Regions from separate parts of the Homo sapiens genome. Here region 2 is linked to region 1. The links are chromatin loops, found by intact Hi-C in ENCODE. Cell type or tissue: endothelial cell of umbilical vein. All regions are shown on one strand.

What was found. Hi-C counts contacts between places; a loop is a spot of excess contacts. Peaks named below come from ENCODE experiments on the same cell type or tissue, not always from the same donor. Only the 100,000 strongest peaks of a DNase experiment are listed, where the experiment ranks them.
Region 2: it touches region 1 in a loop (4-fold over the local background); 2 of 110 quality-filtered maps call a loop at or near these places.

What each region holds. Positions count from the first base shown.
Region 1 is chr5:124,434,224-124,442,223 of GRCh38, forward strand. LINC01170 (long intergenic non-protein coding RNA 1170) reads right to left here and starts at 4,297. Exons shown (of 6, transcript NR_125774.1): 1 at 4,172-4,297; 2 at 3,474-3,653; 3 at 1,935-2,072. In endothelial cell of umbilical vein, no CTCF peak of the experiment used is centred here; a DNase peak (open chromatin) is centred at 4,818.
Region 2 is chr5:124,532,810-124,540,809 of GRCh38, forward strand. No RefSeq gene overlaps it. Among named protein-coding and RNA genes, the nearest start is that of LINC01170, 98 kb to the left of the region's middle. In endothelial cell of umbilical vein, no CTCF peak of the experiment used is centred here; DNase peaks (open chromatin) are centred at 3,762, 4,522 and 5,562; H3K27ac peaks cover 2,195 bases.

The DNA.
Region 1 (8,000 bases):
ACTAAAATCATAAAGCATTAACAAAAGAATTTGAAGAAGATAAAAATAAATGGAAAGATACCCTGTGCTCACTGATTGGGATAATTAATATTACTAAAATGTCCATGCTACCTAAAATGCTTTACAGATTCAATGTAACCTCTGTCAAAATTCCCATGGTGTTTTTCACAGAAATAGAAAAGAAATCCTAAAATATGTGTGAAATCACTAAAGACCCTGAATAAACAAAGCCATCTTGAATTAGAAGAACTAAGGTAGTAGCATCACATTTTCTGATATCAAATTATATTACAAAGCAATAATAATCAAAACAGTATGGTACTGGCATTAAAAACAGACAAGTAGACCAATGGAACAGAATAGAGAGCCCAGAAAAAAGCCCACATGTATACTACAGTCAACTAATTTTTGATAAAGGCATCAAGAATATACAATAGGGAAAGGATGATCTCTTCAATAAATGGCATTGGGAAAACTGGATATGCATATGCAAAAGAATAAAATTGGAATCTTACTTTATACCATACACAGAGGTTAACTCAAAATGAATTGAAGACCTATACACAAGATCTGAAACTACAAAACTAGAAGAAAACATATAGAAAACTATAAAAATAGAAGAAAACTTTTGTTCCTTGAAATTTTTCTTGGCAATTTTTTTTTACTTATCACTCAAAGCACAGGCAACAAAAGCAAAAACAAACACGTATAACTATATCAAATTAAAAATTTCTGCGCAGCAAAAGGAACAATCAACAAAATGAAAAGGCATCCTATGGAATGTGAGAAAATATGTGAACACTGTATGTCCAATGAAAGGTTAATATCAAAAATATATAAGAAACTCTTACAACTCAATACCATACAAATGAACAAACAAACCAACAAAATAACCCAAGTGAAAAATGGGTAAAAGGGCTGCATAGAAAATTTTCCAAAGAAGATATACAAATGACCAACAGGTACATGAAGAGATGCCCAACATCACTAATCATCAAGGAAATGCAAATCAAAACCACAGTGAGATATTGCCTCACACCTGTTAGGTTGGCTATTATCAAAAAGTCAAAGATAATGAGGGTTGGGAAAGATGTGAAGAAAAGGGAACACTTATCTACTGTTGGTGAGACTATAAATTGGTACAGCCCTATGAAAATAGTATGGAGTTTCCTCAAAAAATTAAAAATAGAACTACCATACGATCTAGCAATCCCTCTTCTGGGTATATATCCAAAGGAAATAAAATCACTATCTCAAAAAGATAGCTCTACTCCCACATTCCCCCTTGCAGCAATATTCATAATAACCAAAATAAGGAAATAATCTAAGTGTCCTACAACACACTGATAAGGTTTGACTGTGTGTCCCCACCCAAATCTCATCTCGAATTGTAATCCCCGTAATCTCCACCTCAAAGGAGGGACCTGGTGGAAGGTGACTGGATCGTGGGGGTGGTTTTCCCCATGCCGTTCTCATGATAGTGAGTGAGTTCTCATGAGAGCTGATGGTTTTATAAGTGTTTGACAGTTCCTCCTTCACACTTGCACACACTCCCTCCTGCAGCCTTGTGAAGAAGTTGCCTGTTTCCCCTTCAATTTCTGCCATGATTATAAGTTTTCTGAGGCCTCCTAGTCATGCTTCCCATTAAGCCAGTGGAACTGTGAGTCAATTAAACCTCTTTCCTTTATAATTCCTAGTCTCAGGTAGTATTCTTTATATCAGTGTGAGAATGGACGAATACACACAATTGAATATTATTATTGAGCCTTAAAAATGAAGGCTATCTGGCCGGACATGGTGGCTCATGACTATAATTCCAGCACTTTGGGAGGCCAAGGTAGTCAGATCCCTTGAGCCTGAGAACTCAAGACCAGCCTGGACAACATAGCAAAACCCTGTCTCTACAAAAAAAAAAAAAAAAGCAAGAAAATTACCTGCGTGCAGTGGCATGTGCCTGTAGTCCCAGCTACCACGGAGGCTGAGGCGGGAGGACTACTTCAGCCCAGGAGGTCAAGGATGCAGTGACCTGTGATCCCACCACTGCCCTCCAACCTGAGTGACAATGTGAGATCCTATCTTAAAAAAAAAAAAGGAGAAAGAAATCGAAATCTTGCCATTTGCAATAACATGGATGAAGTTAGAGGACATTACGCTAAATGAAATAAGCCAGATAAATAAACATAAATACTGCATAGTCTCATGTACATGTGGAATCTTTAAAAAAAAGTCAAATACATAGAAACAGAGAGTAAAATGGTGATGACCAGGGGCTGAGTCATGGAAAAAAAAGGGGAAATATTATTCAAAGGGTACAAACTTTCTTTTTTTTTTTTTTTAAAGAGCCAAGGTCTTGCTGTGTCACCCAGGCTGGAGTGCAGTGGGGTAATCATAGTTCACTTCAGCCTTGAACTCCTGGGGTCAAGAGATCTTCCTACCTCAGCCTCCTGAGTAGCTGAGACTACTGGTGCACACCACCATACCTGGATAGTTTTTTTAATTTTTGTAAGGATGGGATGTCATTGTTACCCACGCTGGTCTCAAACTCCTGGTCTCAAGTGACCCTCCCACCTCAGCCTCCCAAAGTGCCGGGATTACAGGCATGAGCCACCACACTCAGCCAAACTTTAAGTTCTCAAATAAATAAGTTCAGGTTTAATGTCCAGCTTGGTGACCATAATTAGTAATAATGTATTGTGTACTTGAAATTTGCTAAGAGAGTAGATCTTAAGTGTTCTCACCAGGGAAACAGAGGTAACCACGTGAGGTGATGGATGTTAGCTTGATTGTGGTAATAATTTCACAGTATATATCAAAATATCATGTTGTAAAAAATATATACAATTTTTATGTGTTAATCATACCTCAATAAAGGGTGCGGGGGAGGATATTGCCTCCAAATCAGGGTCTATTCACACATTTCCCCTGAGGAGATTCCCTCCAGCCTGGCCAGCTCACTGTTCAGCCCCGGGTGCTGCCCCTGAGGATGCAGCTTCTGGGGATGGCTGAGGATGGCTGGCTACACTGGAGGCAGGAGGCTGATGGTTCAGTGATGTCTTTGATCCCTACATCTATATTACTGCATTGTTCCACTCACTGGAATAAGAACTTTGATTCCTATTTAAACCAGGGCTTTAGAGGATATTTAAAAGAAATAATGGGAATTCCCAACATGGAAACATTACTTTTTACTGAAAGCACAGTTCACAGACAGGGGGATAAAAGGAAGTTAGATCTGATTCCTGAGTGTCCTACCTATTTACATTTTGGAATCCAGTAATGTAAGTACATTTATGCTTGTGTTTAAAATATGAGCATAGAAACAACACCTAGAAAACACATGTATTTAAATCTAAGTTGAAGATAAGATGGAATTTATTGGAGGGCAACAGCAGTGACCAAAAAAAAAAAAGCAAGAGACCAATTCAACACATTAGACCTGGTCAAATAACTACCTCACGCGCAGCTACAATTACCTGAACGCCAACAACAAAATGCTGTGACGATTCAGTCTTCATCATAATTACTCATCTTCTATAGACGATACAGTCTTAAAGCATAGGAAAGAATGTATGTACAAAGAAGCACGGAAAATGACACGGTGTAGAAGATGATGACTACTCCAGTGAATGCCATAGGTGGAGCCAATTTTCTAACTGGAGTAAAATGAACTAAATTCAGAATCAAATTGAAATGTAGAGGAATATTTATTTTTCTCACCTTAATGCTTTCCTTTAAGCAGGTTTAGTTTTCATTCATTTCACTGATCTAAGGTTAATAAATTCATTATTTCAGCACCCTATGAAGAAGAAACACATCTTTTTTTTTAATTATTCTTCCTCAATAAAAGCATATCTGGAATCCTATTTTCTGAGTGAGCTGGCACACGGGGTGGGGGAGGGGAAAACTGGGAGTGTGTTGGGGAAAGCGAGGGCAGGAGGGATGACAAATCTGACCCTACCCGACAGTGCTGCCTGTCCTGTAGCATCCCAACCCTTACAGTGGTCACCCATGTGTAGTTAATCAGATTAAAAGCCTCTGAGAAACCCCTTTGAATCTCTGTCAAACAAAGACATGGAATAAACAAGAAAAAGCAGGAAGGTTATAATGCTGCACGTGGGTTAGTAATAGAAGCAAATGCAAACGCCCAGGTACCTCAGAGACTTACCCGTACCTGTCAGGGGTCTGAAAGATTTCCTGTGGCCCTGGCAGTCTGGATTTAAGGCAGGCTTAGGGGAATTAGTAAACAAAACACAGCTGAGGGTCTTTTGCCATAAACTGAACAACCAAGGAAATGAAAGTAAGGCCACGGCAAAGTTGTCTCAGCGGTGTCACTGGCTGCCATGGGGCAGCCCTGCGGTGGAAGGGCCTGACCGGCCCGGGCCAGGGTGACATCTCGGGATGTGATCTGAGCCGTCCTTGTGTGCAGATCCATGTGTTTGGAGAACAGGGTCTGTCTGTTATGTGAACACAGAGGGCATTGAGCCCAAAGCCTCATATACATTAAAAATATAATGAGAGAGATTTTTATCTTCCATGAATATTTAATTCTTCTGAAAGCCAACCATCTGCATATCACAATGCCCCGATGCATGTGTGTGATTTTCTCTGTTGTCTTTCAAAATAAAGCAGACCATTTCACTCTTCCTGTGATGCCTTGAAAGTTGCTTAAATGTGCATTGATCACTTTGATCTAATGAGTGTGTGTATTTTAAAACAAAGTCAGCACTGTTGCTCTAATCTATTTGTGTGAAGGAAACAGAACAATGGGGGGAAACCAGGTCGGGTTTCATCGTTTTCCTGGTGGCCTGTATCACAATTCACTGCCGTTTTGAATGCTGTTTAATTTTTGCTGATGTCTTTTTATCTTAGGCTTCATGTGAATTTAAAAAGAGTTTCATTGATATGCAACCTACTGTGTATTATGATATCCTGCCTGCCCTGTTGCACTGTGGAAGCCTGCAGCTGCCTGAAGCCTAATTATGCATGCATGCATGCCAAGCCCAGATGCTCGGCCAAGAGTGCCTCAACCGACTACAGTTTCTCACTTGTTTTTGTTTGAATTATAATTGGGCAGATCTATATTTCTCAACCCATCTTGTAGCTTCAGCATGCTCCTCTTTGCCTCTGTTGCTACCTCTGCTTGAGTCAGCTTCTTCATGAAGGAGTCCCTTGCCAATCTGAAGTGCCTCTGAGATCTGAGAAGGGTCATTCATGGGTTTGACAAATCCTTTTACCTACACCGCATTTTAAAAGGTACAAAAATGACCCTAGCCCCAATCAGATTTCCTCCAGATGGTTGGTAGCTTAAAAAAAAAAAAAAAAGAATAGTTAACTAGAAGCTGGCATCTGGGTAGAAACAAAGAAGGCTTAGAGCCAGGCATCTACAATGGAGAGGAATATCAGAACTAAAGCTTTACACCTGCTGAAGGAAGGTAATGGAGACTAGCAAAAACAGATTTGTTAAGCATGTGCATTCACTATTCAGAGAGCCTTTTGTGAACTGTTTTCCAGGCTACCTACGGGACCTCAGTCTTCAAGAATAACAAAGCCTCATCTGAGAGTGTGAAACTGGGTATGGCATCGCACTAAATGTGGTGTTACTCTGAGTCACCCTTCATCTGGAGATGTACACATAGAGTAACCCTCTCATATAGGATGGCAGCTGCTAGTTATAGTACTTATTTCTTTTTTTTACAACTTTAAAAAATTTCTTGAGATGTGATTTCACTATGCTGCCCAGGCTGGCCTCAAACTCCTGGCCTCGGGAGCTCCCAAGTAACTGGAACTACAGGCACACACCACCATGCCAGGCCATACGGTATTTATTTCTGAGGTACTATCAGAGACACTGTATTGTTTTTTAAATGGAGCATCAAATTAAGCACACAGATTAATTTCATTGAAAATCGTGGGATATTTTTTGATCCTGAAGCTTAAAAAAAAGTGGTGAAATTATATTGAAGCTTCAAGAGTAAGCAGGAATTTATAATAAGATAATTCTCCATGACAATCTTAAGACATAAAATCATTGGGTGAGCATTTGTCATTCAATTAGACTACTTCTGTTTGAAGAGTAATTCTTAACAACTAACATTTTCATCCAACATGCTGGTAAAGAAACAATTTTTCTGACATTTGTTAAAATGGCTAGGTAGACTTTATTCAGGGCTATTGTGATAAAAGTAGATACTGCTGCAATACAGTTTTGTAGTAGGGGAGAGAGATTGGGCTCAACATTGAATATAAGGAAAAGTGAAGATTTATAGTGAGGTGGGACACTGAATGGAAAATTGCTAAGAAGAAATATCATGGGAAGAGGGGATTCTGCCTAAAATGATTCTGGCTAATCTGACCTAACAAGATTCTTGCTGATAGCAGGCCAAAGTGGTCAGACGTCAGCTGGCAGATGGTGGACAATGAGGAATTTGATCAGATAGTGTGTGTCATCCATTACCAAGGGGAGAGGTTCTCTCTAAACTAACTTTTCAAGATTCTTGCTAAAACCGGATTCTACAAGGCTAGAGACAGAAGCCTACGGTCAGGTCCGGTCTAGCAAAGGCATCAGTATAACCTGACTAGAGATTGGTCAAGGAGAAAATCTTTGTCAACACCTTACTACTCATGTTATAGTGCCATTATAATTACTTGAAGTTGATACTATTACTATTTCCATTTTACAGATAAGAACATTGAGACCTTGACACTTTCCCAAAACCAATCGCTTCTATGTTGGCAGAAATGAGATTTGAACGCACATTGTCTCAGTCCAAAATTCATGTGCCTAGCAGCGATTATATTTTGCCTACCTAAGAGGAACATTTGACTCAAATACTGTTTTCAGCACACAAACTCTGTTTCTCAGATGTAAATAATACTGACATTTATCTAGTGCCTACTCAGTGCCAAACACTGAGTGCTTTACAACTCCTGTATGAGGTAAATGTATGCATTAGCCAATTTTCTAAATGAGCTCTCCACTCTTAACCATTCTGCTAATAGTTTCCAACTTTAGCTAAAACATAGATGGCTGAGCTCTCTCCCTAGTGTTTTGGATTCAGTAGGTCTGGGTTCAAGCCCAAGAACTTGCTTTGTAATACATGATGTTGATCCTGCTGGTCTGGGGACCATACTTTAGAACCACTACTCTATGCTGTACTAATATTACCAATATATAATTGGTATAATTAATTATCCCAGGTCCTTCACCTGCATGCTATACATTTCTAATCCTATTAAGGGAGAGGAAAATTGAGTTCCAAAAAGTCAAGTAAATGGTGTGGCATCACACTGATGGTAGGCAGGAGAGCCAGGACCCAAATACAGAGCTGACTTCCAATACCCAAGCTCTTCCCAAGACCACCCGGGGTTCCAGGCTGGGTGGTCTTCCAAACTGACTAGTCATAGAGTAAACCCAGGATGTGTCTTACACTAAATGGTAACATAATACAGTGCACATTAATAATTAATATAATTCCCTGGAATATGAGGAGGAGTGTCATTGTCTTAATAAATTGCTTGGAAAACAAAATGTTTTGGGCATGTTGGCAATGTGTGAAATAACTAGTGCTGGGGCTTAGAAAAATGATACCTCAAAGCCTGGCACTTGGACATGCTGAGTACTTTCAACTAAAGAAGCAACCTCAGCACCAAGGTGACCTCCTGCCTTCCTGTCTATTGCCCCTCTGCTCCTCCAGAAGCACAGGGAAGGGTTTCCTTTGAAATTCTCCTATCTGACTAACAATGTTCCTCCAGAAGGAATGCAGTTGTCTTGGACCTCCTCCCTATAATCTCATCAAACCGGGAAGATTAACTAGAAGGAAAGAAGACTAGAATTGACATCACACCCAGAGCCCAGAGGAACTTTGTCCCAGATTATTGTCTTTTCTTCAGGTCCATTCATCCACCTAAAAATCCTTTACTCTTTCTCTAAAATTGCCTACATCTCTGTGTTAGTCTGTTTTCATGCTGCCGATAAAGACATACCCAAGATTGGGTAATTT
Region 2 (8,000 bases), 99 kb after region 1:
CCTGGTCACTGTAGCCAGAGACATAGTGCTCTGATTGCCAGGCCTAGGTCAGCTGGGGGCTCCTGGAGCTGGGAAGGGGGTTACTGAGAATGAAACAGGTAATCCTCTAAAAAAAATCAGGGTACTGCATCCAGAAGGGAAGGGATGCTGAGAAGGCAAAAATAAATGTTGACTACAACACTGAGTCACTCTTTTTCTTCTAAGATGTAAACATGTTTTCTACATAATTAAAAGAAAAAACAAAAAGAAAAAGCAGCACGTGTTCCTTCTCAACAGATGCACACTCCTGGGCTATCTCAACCGTCTCACGATTTCACCTTACAGCTGTCCCTCTTAGAGTTCTCCAAATCGTCCATGTAAGATAGAAAGAAACAAACAGCTTGCTGGTCATCCTCACCTGTATGATCAGCAGTCACTTCAAGCTGAACTCGCCCACAACAGACCTCGCCATATTTGCACTGAGCCTACTACTTCTCCTGGAGTCTCTATTTCAGCAAGTGCAACCGCCACTGCCATCATCATAGTGACCTCAAAATAACCAATCCCTGCCCTCATCTCATCTCCCACCTTCAGTGCCACCCATCCCATAGCAATCACCAAATCCTGCCAATTCTTCCTCCTAAATGTAGTGCTCCTCGAAGTTGTCCCTTCAGCTCCATCTTTAGTCCCACAGGTCAGGGTCCTCATCATGTCTCGTGTGGAGCCCGAAGGGATTCTAAGAGGCTCTTCTGGGCTGTGCCTTCTTCCCTCCTGAGTGGCTGCCAGAAGGATCCTCCCCTCACTCAAATCTGACCAGGCCATTCACCACTCTTCAACCTTGCAGGAGTTCTCCTTCATCTACCCCTGCGATTTCCTAATGAAACTTACATAGAAGCCCAGTGTATTAATTTCCAAGGGCTCCTGTAACAAATTACCACAAACTTCATGGCTTGAAGCAACACAAGTTAACTCTCTCAGCTTTCTGGAGGCCAGAAGTCCCAAATCAAAGTGTGGTCAGGGTTGGCTCCTTCTGGAGTCTCTGAAGGAGAGTCCGTTGCACCCCTCTCTCCTAGCTGCTGCTAGCTGTGGCAATCCTTGGTGTCCGTGGCTTGTAGGCACATCCCTTCACTCTGCCTACATCTTCACATGGCCTTCTCCACTGTGTTTCTCCTCAGGGTCTATATGTCTCAAATCTGCCTTATAAAAACACTAGTCATTGGATTTAGGATCCAATTAATCCACCCAGTTAATCCAAAATTATGTCTTGAGATCTTTAATTTAATTACATCTGCAAAGACCCTGTTTCCAAGTAAGGTCACATTGACAAGTACCAGGGATTAGAATTTGGGTGTATATTTTGGGGGAACACAATTTAACTAACGACACCCAATATATGCAATGATGGTTACAAGATAAATCCCAAGCCCTTGTAAATGTTTATTTTTGGAGATGGAGTGTCACTCTGTTGCCTAGGTTGGAGTGCAATGGTGGTCAGCTCACTGCAACCTCCACCTCCTGGATTCAAATGATTCTCCTGCCTCAGCCTCCCAAGTAGCTGGGATTACAGGTTCACACCACCACACCTGGTTAATTTTTTGTATTTTTAGTAGAGACGGGGTTTCACTATGTAGGCCAGACTGGTCTCGAACTCCTGACCTCAGGTGATCCACCCGTCTCGGCCTCCCAAGGTGCTGGGATTACAAGCGTCAGCCACCGCGCCCACCCCCTTGTAAATCTTGATCCCATGATTACTGTAACTTGGGCCCATCCTCCTTCAATCTAGCTCCCCTCCTTTGGCTGTCTCCATCATCACTGGCTCACATCCTGGCTTTGTGCCCCAGTCCTACCCAAGGCTATTTTCTACCCCTGTGTCTTTTCCCCTTCTGATACTTCTACCTGGGATGTGTTCCTGCCTTGCTCCCGTATCACCTGACTGTGAGCATTTTGGGACTAAGACACCAAAACAGAGGTCTTACTGGCAATCAAAAGCAAAACTTAACACTACAGCTTGAATCAGCTTTTGCAATGTTTAAGAAAAAATCTAACCAATTGCCATTTTTTTTAAACCTGCAGATTCATATAAAAAAATCGGTATTCCCAGCTTCTCTTTGGCAGCATTAGCCTGCTTTCTGGTGTTGTAGCATGAGTCCAGAGCTGCAAGTAGCAGGGCTGCTCACTTTGGCCTTCATGTATTCTGCAATTCACATCCAGTTTACCTCCAGGCCTCTGGCACTTACCCCCATTAGCATTGGGTCCTATAGGCCCTTGAGTTCATCCTCTGCCTTAAGATTTCTCTTCTAGACTGAGCTGCCTTCTCTACAGGGAAACCTTAGCTCACCCTGCCTCTCCACCCTCCCATTTGTTCTGGTCTTGCTTCACCACCTGCCTCAAGGGAGGCCACTTCAAACACACACAAAAATCTCCCTCATGACCTGGCACACTTTCGTGTTCTCTCCCTACCACTCGTTTTCACAATATACTAAATAGCCTATACATTATGTATTATACGTTAATTACAAAATTAATCCATAAACCACAGCATCAAGGCCAAAGCAGGGCACCACTGTCCATGCCCAAATGCCTGCATACCTTTCCCATTTCCAGGCTGTTGTAGCTCATCATTTTACCCTGGTGTTACCAATACTAAAATGGCATGGAGGTTGGGAAAAAAAATGGTAGGATTTATCTTACTCCATATATCCATCTAGCAATCCACCCATTCCTCACTTTCTACCTAAATTGCTGAAAAAACAGAAACTGGCAGCCAGCTACCCAGATAAATTTTCTTTTTTTTTTTTTTGAGACAGAATCTCTCTCTGTCGCCCAGGCTGGAGTGCAGTGGCGCTATCTTGGCTCACTGCAAGCTCCACCTCCCCGGTTCAAGCCATTCTCCTGCCTCAGCCTCCCGAGTAGTGGGGACTACAGGTGCCTGCCACCGCACCCAGCTAATTTTTTGTATTTTTAGCAGAGACGCGGTTTCACCGTGTTAGCCAGGATGGTTTCGATCTCCTGACCTCGTGATCTGCCCACCTCAGCCTCCCGAAGTGCTGGGATTACAGGCATGAGCCACCACCACACCCAGCCAATAAATTTTAATGGCAAGAGTAAATTAGGCCAGGCATGGTGGCTCACACCTGTAATCCCAGCACTTTGGGAGGTAGATCACCTGAGATCAGGAGGTTGAGACCAGCCTGGTCAACACGGCAAAACCCCATCTCTACTAAAATACAAAAAAATTAGCCAGCCGGGCATGGTGGTGTGTGCCTGTGATCCCAGCTACTCGGGAGGCTGAGGCAAGAGAATCACTTGAACCCAAGGGGCAGAGGTTGCAGTGAGCTGAGATCATACCACTGCACTCCAGCCTGGGCGACACAGCCAGACTCCATCTCACATAAATAAATAAATAGTACCTTCTTTATAAACCTGCTCTCTGGAGGCAGCTCAAGAGATAGCCAAACTCTCTCCAGGATTTTCACCAAAGCACATTGCCGAGCCCCTTGCTGAAGAAAGCCTACCCACACCTCCAGGATTTTCACCAAAGCACGTTGCCGAGCCCCTTGCTGAAGAAAGCCTACCTATACCCACAACACTCCTGGGTCTGTCCTTTGTTTTGACACAGCCAAGATAGGTTGTACATAGCAAGATAAAATGCCAGGATGGCGACATTTGTTCTGCCCAGCTTCCAAGCTTGCCCTCATGTGTCAGATGTCAGATTTCTAAGAATAACTGCTCGTTTTTCCAAAAATGAACCTCACACATTCATTGGAACTTCCTGTCCCCACCAAAGCATTCTTCATAACCAAGCAGACAAAAGAGAGTTGTTGGGAAATGATCTCGTGCTCAGAATCCATGTCAGCAAATGCCTTATGATCAGGAAGTTAGTGTTATTTAAGTGGGAGATGGTTCCTCTCTAAAACAATGGTGCCCAGAAAATAACTATAATCATGTTATTTTATTACTTTGCCGTTGTGCTTGTATATTTTTAACCACTGCATTGTGCTTTTTGCACCTATATTGTACTTTATTATACCCTGAAGGTATCACTTAAGTGTATATTTTCATTTTAGGGCATATGGTTTTCAGTTTTTCAACAATTGAAACAAGTTGGAGTTGTAGTAAAGTAATTTGAGAAGAGGCCAGTCTTGGAAGTCTGTATTTTTAAAGACTTTGAGTTTGGGAAAAAACATTTGTTTTACTTATTTACTGTGGTTAAAAAGACCATTACATTTGCTTGTTAATCAGTCATAATTTGAGAAAGGATAGTTTCTTTAGAGCCTCAGAAAATGGCCCTCTGGCCACCAACATATTTTCCATTTTGGCTCTGTAATAAAACAGTATTCAGTAAATGAAAGACATTGGCATTTGTTTGGATTTCTTTTTTGAACTTTTTATATAAAACACTTCTGTTCCATTAGGATAATCCTATTTGACTTGCTTCTCTCAGTCAAAGAAAAGGAAAAAACTATTATGAGAGAGCCAGGAACAAAGGATTTCCCACCCCTAGTCGGGCTTTTGATCCTCACATGGTCATAACAGGCCTCCGGCAGTAGCCAATAACTTCCGGCTTCAAAGGAGGGGAAGCAGGCTTAAAATGAACGCACCGTCCAGTGCTGCCATGAGGTTTGGGCTGGCAGATTGCTCTCCTGACCCCTGTGTACAATCACTTTCTGCCCTCTGTGATGGATACAATTACCACTGTTTTTACCTACAGAGAAACCCCCACTACTATTTTATGGCCAGTGAATTTGCCTGCCCGTGTCTAATACAGTCATGGTGTTGAACTCGACCATGTCGCACTAGGCTTATGTTAAGATAATCAAAGAATGTGGAGCACTGAGTCACTTTTGTTCTTTATAGAAAACACCAGAGCAGAAACCAACAGTTTGTCAAACAATTCACCATAGCAAGATTTTAATAAATGAGTCTTTTTGCTGATATGGCAATTATTTTACACAGAAAAAAGATATAAATTCCATGCTGTCCTGGATCTACACAAACAAGAAAAAACATTCATAATTCTGGAAATTTTCTAGTTCAGCAACTCCATCAACTTTCAATTAACCTCAGAAGCCAGGCCATTACTGCTGCCAGATTAGCTCGAGAACTCTCCAGGACCCTTTAATTCTTTACACCAGACCTTTTCCACATTTATTTATCTATTTCTTCTTTCCCTTCCACACCCCTGTTCTCTTCTCTGCCTCCTTCACTTTCTATTCCATTATACCCTTCTTAATCTACCACACCTCAGTGGTGATGGTGGGCAAAAATGGCTGCCATTATGTTATCAGCACGAACTAAGCTTACTTGGGAAGTCAGAAAACGGGATGCAATCCCCATAAACATGGAAAAGGCATATTGATTCTATGTCATCAAGCTCCACCTTTCCCATAGGTTGCACATGGCAAGATAAAATGCCAGGATGGGGACAATTTTTCTGCCCAGCTTCCAAGCTTGCCTTCATGTGCCATATGTCAGATTTCTAAGAATACTGTTCAGTTTTCCAAAAATGAACCTCACACATTCATAGGGCCACTCAAACTTCCTGCCCCCACCAAAGCATTCTTCATAACCAAACAGACAAAAGAGAGTTGTTGGGAAATGACCTCGTGCTCAGAATCCATGTCAGCAAATGCCTTATGATCAGGAAGTTAGTGTTATTTAAGAGTGAGATGGTTCCTCTCTAAAACAATGGTGCCCAGAAAATAACTATAATCATGTTATTTTATTGCTTTGCCGTTGTGCTTGTATTTTTAACCACTGCATTGTCCAAAGGAAATCCTTGCTCTTCTCTTTCGTGAGTTTTCTTTCTTTCTACCCACTTTCCCCCATCTTTGCTACCCTCCTTTCAAATATTTGCTCATACCATTTTCCCTTTATGGAATGCCCTCCCTGAATCTATTTATGTAAATCTACTCTTCACTTCAAAATACAACCTAATTGCTTCTCTTTTTCCGAGCATTCTATGATCAAAAGAGCAGGTCATGGACTTTTCTGCCTTGAATTCATGTGGCACTCACTGTCCAGAGCAAGATTTGTATTCATGCAACAGAGCTTCTTTAAGCACCTACTATATCCTTAACATAATGATAAGCCCTGCACTGTATGACATTTTCGAAATGAAAAAAATTTACTTTATCAAAGAAGAAAAGATGTCACATGACACAAATATCTATATGACAATGTAGAATATGATGAGTGTCATGAAAGATATATAATTTTAAAGCTCAAAAGAAGGAGACAGATGACTTCTCTCCAGGGAAACTGCTTCAAGGATTTGCTTGTTGTGCCAGTCTAGAAGGAATGCTGATCTCTATCACATTAGTATTTGTGGCCCTGGAGTCATCCCTCTTGCCTTTCATTGTTCGTTGCCTGGCATTGTTCACTTGCATTTTTAGATGCTTCTGTCTTGTCACTATAACTAGATATGAGCTTGAAATGAACTGAAATCTTGCCTTATATTTTATATGGTTCCCTCACTACCCTTTACCTAATAGTTACACAGTAAACATTTTTTAACCCAACAAACCCTTATTTAACCCCTACTGATTTCCTGACTCTGAGCACGGTAGTTAGGGATGGCAGCCAACTTCCACAGAGAGAGACCTGGCCAGGAACCATTCCACTATGGAGGTGAAGAATAAACAGGACTTTATAGATGAGTGATGGTTTACCAGATGGACAAGGAGAGAAGTATTCCCAATGCAAGAAGAGATTGTCCAAAGGCCTGAAAAACAAAGAAATAAGAAACAGAAGTTGAGGCAGGAGAGGTCTTTATTGGCCACACTAATATCTTACCCTAGAGCCTCTGACATCCACAAAAAATGCAGTATTATTGCAGTGAGATGAGATCGGGCCACTGCACTCCAGCCTGGGCAATAGAGTAAGACTCAGTCTCAAAGAAAAAAAAGAAAACAAAAAAGAAAAAGAAAAGCAGAATTAACTCAACCACTGTTCTTATTTTTATGTTAAATGTGGAATTTGTAACATTGTATTATAAATTATAAAACAGAACAAAAATTCTATTTTCAGGTTGTAGAATCCAGATGATTGTAGAATCGAACTGATGAGCTCGTCTAAATCTCTGTCTCCCTTAAATAAACAATTTGGTCAGTTAGCCCATCCTAGGGTCACCACTTCTCCAGATCATTAAAGAGAAATTAATTTAACAAACAGATGTCTTCTTATCAGGGACAATACAGTCGCTTCCTAAAGAAGCATTCCAAGTAAGATTCCTTTAGAGCAACCATACAAATTAGCACTGGCACTTGAAATTGTAAGTCAAGAAGCTTTTTTTGGTAAAAGTTCTATCCAATGGCTGCTTCCATGTGGCTTCTCTGAGATTTACCAGGATTTCCAGCAGGAAAGAAGCAACCGTAAGAAATTTGATCTTCATAGTTGGACTTCGTCATCACTTCGTCGCTGGCTACCCTTCCCCACTGCTATCCTTTCTTGAAAGTCAAAAGTTACTTTCTCATCCCAAAACCTTCTAGAGACTCTTGTCTTATGAATTATGAAAATTTATGTTACTGGGCAAGTACATATTTCATTTAAAATCCCCATCTCTATTTTAATAAATGCATTATTCCTAATATAATACCACATATTCTGGACATGTTTGTCTGGATCAGACTTATTTTTTTGCCAAAGGCTATAGGACAAGACACATTTAAAATTTAAGTAGGCCAGGTTTCAGAAGATGAAAGGGATTTGGTTTTAAAAGGTTACTAAGAAAGCTATTAGTAGGATAATTTCAAAGGCAGCTACTCCATGGGCATTTCTATATTTTTATTGGGTACAAATTGGACAAAGGAAAGCATTTAATTGACAAATTGGGGGGACTACAAATAAGTGTGAATTTTATGCTCAGCTAATAAGCATACAAAACAAATTATGTGAAAATTTAGTCAAAGAGAAGAATGGAATATAATTTCAAGAAACTCTCTAAGTGACTCAACGGATATTAATGACCACACCGAAAAGTGGGAAGTAAATGTAACATGTGGCAGAGCAGGGTTGGAGTC